2 separate regions of the Homo sapiens genome follow, and region 1 is linked to region 2. A link is a contact called in ENCODE Hi-C or POLR2A ChIA-PET data. All regions are on one chromosome and are shown on one strand. The core of a region is the stretch at or near the end of the contact, and the rest is flanking DNA. Distances in the headings are between cores, read along the strand shown.

The links. Hi-C counts contacts between places; a loop is a spot of excess contacts on that map. ChIA-PET counts read pairs that join two places held with the same protein, here RNA polymerase II (POLR2A). Pooled maps may share reads with other maps.
Region 1: a pooled map shows a loop between it and region 2 (2.1-fold over the local background). The contact joins two enhancer-like sites. A Hi-C loop is called at or near these places in 1 of 168 maps with a recorded cell type or tissue (Caco-2) and 1 of 50 pooled maps. POLR2A ChIA-PET finds 5 or more read pairs at or near these places in 3 of 52 experiments (AG04450, HEK293 and PC-3).

Annotation. Positions count from the first base shown.
Region 1 is chr7:42,106,283-42,108,982 of GRCh38, forward strand. The region is part of intron 3 of GLI3 (GLI family zinc finger 3); the gene reads right to left. Among named protein-coding and RNA genes, the nearest start is that of GLI3, 130 kb to the right of the region's middle. Within about 2 kb of position 1,314, at least 4 of the 41 ENCODE cell types and tissues checked have a DNase peak (open chromatin) inside an H3K27ac peak, as active enhancers do.
Region 2 is chr7:41,955,437-41,958,158 of GRCh38, forward strand. No RefSeq gene overlaps it. Among named protein-coding and RNA genes, the nearest start is that of INHBA, 250 kb to the left of the region's middle. Within about 2 kb of position 1,461, at least 4 of the 41 ENCODE cell types and tissues checked have a DNase peak (open chromatin) inside an H3K27ac peak, as active enhancers do.

The DNA of each region.
Region 1 (2,700 bases), core at 64-2,563, 150 kb after region 2:
CACCCACTCAGCACCTGGCCCTCAGAACTGTGCTGTCCCCAGCCTAAGGCCTCAGGGTCCAATGCCCACCCCTCTTGCTCCTGCAGAAATCTAGGCTGCAAGGTGCTCCTAATCTCTGTGTCCCTCCAGCTGCAATAGGAACCCTAGTCACAACAGATCTTATGGCCACATGAGCAAGGACGGGCTCCTGCCAAGGCATCTGGTAGCTTCCTGCCCAGGTAAGGTGGGCCTCCCTGGTGGGCTCTGTATTTGTTTTGCTGCTGGACAGAAGAGCTCCTTCTTTTAGAATCATTTGCAGCAGTGGCCTCTACATACTGGTTGGAAATCTATAATTATATGGAATAAATAGACACAAAATGAGAACAAGAAGGATTGAAGTGATGAATGTTTCACACAGCTAAAGTTACTCATTTTCAAAGAATGTCCTCTGCTCAATAATCTGTTCTTCCTACTTCGTGGTGTGAAAACAGCCTTTGTGTTGTGAAATGGTAATGACAGCAGAGAATGCTCTGGGAATTGTTTGCTATTTTCCAGTGTCCCAACTTACCCCAGCCCTGCCATGCCCATATTTGGACAAATATCTGGTATCCCTATGTTGGTATCTGCCCCACAGTATTTTTTTGGAGGGGAGGGGGCGGTGGGGAGGGCGGATATTTTTTCCATTTCTTACTGCCAACAATGTGGGAACTACTGATTTGTAGTAATTAAAGACTGTGAAGATTTCCAAAGAGAGAAATGGAACACAAAATTGTGTCAGGTGTGGCGGCTCACACCTGTAATCCTCGCATTTTGGGAGGCCGAGGCTGGCAAACTGCTTGAGCCCAGGAGTTTGAGACCAGCCTGGGCAACACAGCAAGACCCTGTCTCTGCTCAAAATAAAATAAAATAAAATAAAATAATTAGCCAGGTGTGAAGGTGCAAGTCTGTAGTCCCAGCTACTCAGGAGGCTGAAGTGGAAGGACCCCTTGAGCCCGGGAGGTCGGGGCTGCGTGAGCCGAGATCACACCGCTGCACTCCAGCCTGGGCGACAGTGACCCTGTCTCAAAGGGAAAACAAACAAACAAACAAACAAAAAACAGAAACACAAAAGCATCAGGGTAGCTAAAAAGAAATGGCACCAACTCATGAACTTGCACAGAAGCACGGAGTGTATTCAACTCAGGCGACTGAGGGTATTTGGGCATAAGAAACAGGTCGCAGGACAACAGTCACAGGGCTGACACTGAAGGCAGGGGACAGCGAGAGTTCTGCCCTTGCTGACTGAGAATGGCACTGAGGGCAGGCGATGCAGAGGGGCCAGAGAACAGAGCAGGAGCTGGCAGATGAGAAAAGTGGAGGGAAGGTGGCTCTCTTCCAGGGTTTTTGTGAATGGATGGGTGGGGAGTATTTCCTCCACATTCCAGAGGAGGGAGGAACAGTGACAAGGCCAGAGGGTGGAGAAAGGCTTAAGGAATCTGTCTCTGGGGACACTTCACAAATGCACAGCAATCTCTGCATCTCTTCACGCCTGCTCAAAGAACTGCTGCCTGCTATCAGCAACGCGACCTGTGTTTTGTTTCCATTTTGTTTACTGTTGTTGTTGTTTTAAAAAATAACCAACCTTGCCGGTGGCGTGCTGGATTTTTTAAACTTTTTCCTCTTCACTGGCACACTCACAAGTTTGTTTAGTGTAAGTCTGAGAATCCAAAGGGGTTTTATGTGCCTCACATTCATAAATCCTCAACTGCTTTTCAACCAAATTTATTGCCCCTGAGGATTGAGGGTGAATGGAAGAGTCAAAAGGAATCTCCTGGGCTAGAAGGAGAATGCACAGAGCTGTGTGCACACAATGTCAAATATCCAGATGAAAAGTGAAAACTTGAGCAAATCCTCCAGATGCTTCCAAGGACCTGAATGCTTGGTGAGTCCGCAGAAATACGTGGATGCTTAATGGAACTTTGCACCGTTAGTAGCAATAGTTAGCACTGTGTTTGTACAGCCCACCACGGAATTCACAGATGTGTCTAGACTTAACTTTGTCAATCCTGATAAATTAAAAATGATATGTTATGCCTCCCTCTAGAGTCATGACCAGCATCTTCAGATTAGACTAGAAACCTCTAATCTAACAGATTAGAAAACTATGCCTCTTCTGGGGAGACCTAGCCCCTCTGGCACTCAGCTTGGTGAGCTGATGGCGCTTTCCGCAAACTGGAAAGATAGACTCTTCCTCTGGGTAGCTTGGTGAGCAGAGTATGTGTTCAAGTTTAGCCCCTTATTTCTGTCCTTTGTGCAGTAAACACCCAGCACAACTGTACACAGACACCCTGCCTCCCTCTACAGTGCCCAAACACAACTCAGCTAGAAGTCTGACCATTTCAAAGTAAGAGGATAGGAAATAATACATGATTAAGACTTCTTTAGCATAAGCCACACACACAAATAGATTCCACAATTACAGAGGGAAAAAGAAAGAGAAAGGGAAAGGAAAAGAGTGAAGCTGCCCTAAAATGGCTTACCTTAGCATAATAAAACCATGGGATTTCAGAGCTGGAAGGCATCTTTTTAAATTATCTATTTATCTATTGCAACCATCCCTTGCAAGAATCCTTTGCACGACGTCCCCATCCCACCCTCCACCAGCAGTCATCCAGCCTAACCTGAAACACCCTCCCACCCCTGTCTCTGAGAACTGGAAGTCTGACGCCATCACCCTCCTTT
Region 2 (2,722 bases), core at 211-2,710:
GGAGCTTGGATTGTATCTTTGGTTTTTGTTCTTTGCATGAACTTCAGAAGAAATACTTATCATATTTCATGACTTCATCTTTGGACAGATGTGGATCAAATGGAAGGTGTCTCGGGGACCTGGGTTCATAAAGCAGTGAGTTTCTGAAGAGCATCAGGGCTAAGAATGGCTGAGCAATAAATCTGTAACTTACAGTCACCCCAGAGAGCCTGAGATATCCAAGGCATGAGAGAAAGAAGTCTCTTATTTAGGAGAATATAGCCAATCCTTGAGCTATGACATACACACTGGGCTTTTTTGTTTGTTCTTCAGCCAATACAATTTTTCTTGCCTACCCAGTTTGCCGCTTAATAAAAAATTCTCTCTGGGCAATGCATCTAGGTATATTTTGGATAAATATTTGGGGGCGTCAGAATCATCTTCAAATGAAAATGTAAGCATTTCTTGTCTTGGCTCACTGGGGATAGCAGCCACAGCCTTCTTATCTTGGTAGTAAGTGAGGCAGCTCAGTTCCTTTTCTTCTTCCCCCAGGGCCCTGGCCTGTCTCCAGCTCTGCGCCTCAGCGGGGGAGGAAGAGAAGGGAGGTAGCTGGCTGCTTGTCTCCAAACAGCAACGGAATGCCTTGGCCTGGCTGTTCAGTAATCCCCTGCCAGCTGGCTGCCTCCCTTTCCTCTGGGAACTCAGTGAATCACACCTCCGCAGCGCGTTTGGCTCTTGCAAGCCCTGAAGGGCTGGAGGCTTGTGCCTGCCAGCTCCGAGGAGCTGCAGCCCAACTTCTGAGCATGGATCATGTCGGGACCCTGGAATTTCTGAGCACAGGAGGCTTTCCAGCTGCAGGGGAAGAACACTCATCTGGAGGCACTGCAGGATTCAAAGTGGGTTGGGCTGTTCACAGGGAGGGGGCGAGCGCTTTTTCTTTCCCCATCTTTTCTTAGGGACCCTTCCAGGAGCAGAGGTTTTTGCGTGTAGGGAAGCAAAGTAGGAGAAGAGTGCTTAGTCCTCTTCCTGTATCTGCTCCATGATGACCTCAGATAAGGTAAACCTTGCATATGCTCTCCAGCCATCAGTCAGGGCATGAGCAGAGCCCCAGGACGGTTGCACCATGTCCCACGTATGACCAAATGCGTATTTGGAGTTTTTATTTCAATAGTTCAGGAACAGGCATACAGAAGGGAGGTAACTGCTGAGATGTCCCTTCTACCGCTGGCGTAGAAGCATGCATTCTAAAACTGGATCTTTTTCAAAGGTAGGGATGTGATCAGGTTTTAGCTTCTTCCAATTGGAGTGACTAGAGGGTCTTTCTTTAGATGGGGTAGGAGGACAAAGGCCGAAGCGGCGCAGGAAGAGAGCAAAGCCAATCCATCCATGCACATTCTCCTATCCAGGCATGCTAAATGCTTCCTGAAGTTAACAGCAAGCCTCGGTTCCAAACGGAGGGCCCCAGGGTGAGGCTGGCCAGCTCTTCGGCACTGCAGTGCTCCTTCTAGTCGGGTTAGCAGACTTGCCAGGCCACTTCTCAGCCACAGGCTGGGAAGTCTCAAGTAGGAGAAGGGAAACCAGGAGCAAGAGGGAAGTGTGAGCTGAGCCCCACAGAGCCGCGGCAGGGTGGGAAGTCGAGGTACCTGTGAGGAAATTAACCTGGTACTTCATTACAATATTCCTGTAGAGTGAAAGGAAAAAAACTAGGTCCATGCCCTGCTCACGGGGAATTCCACATACAGTTCCCTCCTTACTTGGTGAAGAGCTGGTGATGGCAAGTCCTGCTTCTTGGCCCCAGTTCTCCCCAGCATCCCACCTCTGTGGTCACGGTCTTCCTTTGCAGGGGTCAGGCTGGAACCGGCCTCCTGGGGGCTGGGAGGAAGCTGAGGGAAGAGTGCATCATTCCTGACCTCTGCAGCCCCTCCCTTGCCCACTCTCCTGCTTTCTTCCTGCAGGGAGGGAGGAGGAACTTGCAGAATGGGAGGGGGGTCTGGCCGCTTGAGGAACCCAGCAGCAGGGCAGCTGTGGGCCCCATGAGAGTCCGAGGGCACCCCAACCACCTCCAGTCCTTCTCCAGCACCCTCCTTGCATGCCACTCCTGTCATTGCCAAAGGGTGTTTTACAGAATTATTTTTCCTGAAAAGATCAAAATAATCTCCCCCCACCACCCCTGAGGCTTGCCCCCAGTCTATTCAACCCAGGTCCTGGAGGAACTCAGCAGTGGGCAGTGAAGCATGATCCTCGGGCTGATTCACGGGGTACTTCATGCTTCCTGCTCTACCTTCCAACCGCTTCTTCACTCCCCATTCAGTTCAGAGGCCCAGGTCAGGCTCAGCGGCCTTCCTGACACATTGCCAGATGGTCTTGTCTTCACAGGTCTAAGTCACCTTTGCATTCTCTGGGTTGCTTGACCTATGGCCATTCCAGCACATCAATCGGAGCTTCCCCTGGTCCTTACCCTTTGCCTCATCACTCAGGACAGGTATCTATCTCATGGGTCAAGGGAGTTGCCATGCCGGCTCTGTTCACTAGAACATCTACCTTGTCCATGCTGCTGCCTCTTTCCTATTGGCCAAGTAGCACAGCCAAGCCTCTTGCATGGAGGAGGAGAGAGAGAGGAAGAAAGAGGAACAGTTACAAGAAAAGTTCAACCTTTCCTACTCTCCACCCCTTCTTGATCCACTATCTCTTTCCTTTCCTTGGGAAATAATGTCTTTCATACTCTCCAAGGTATGCATTTTTT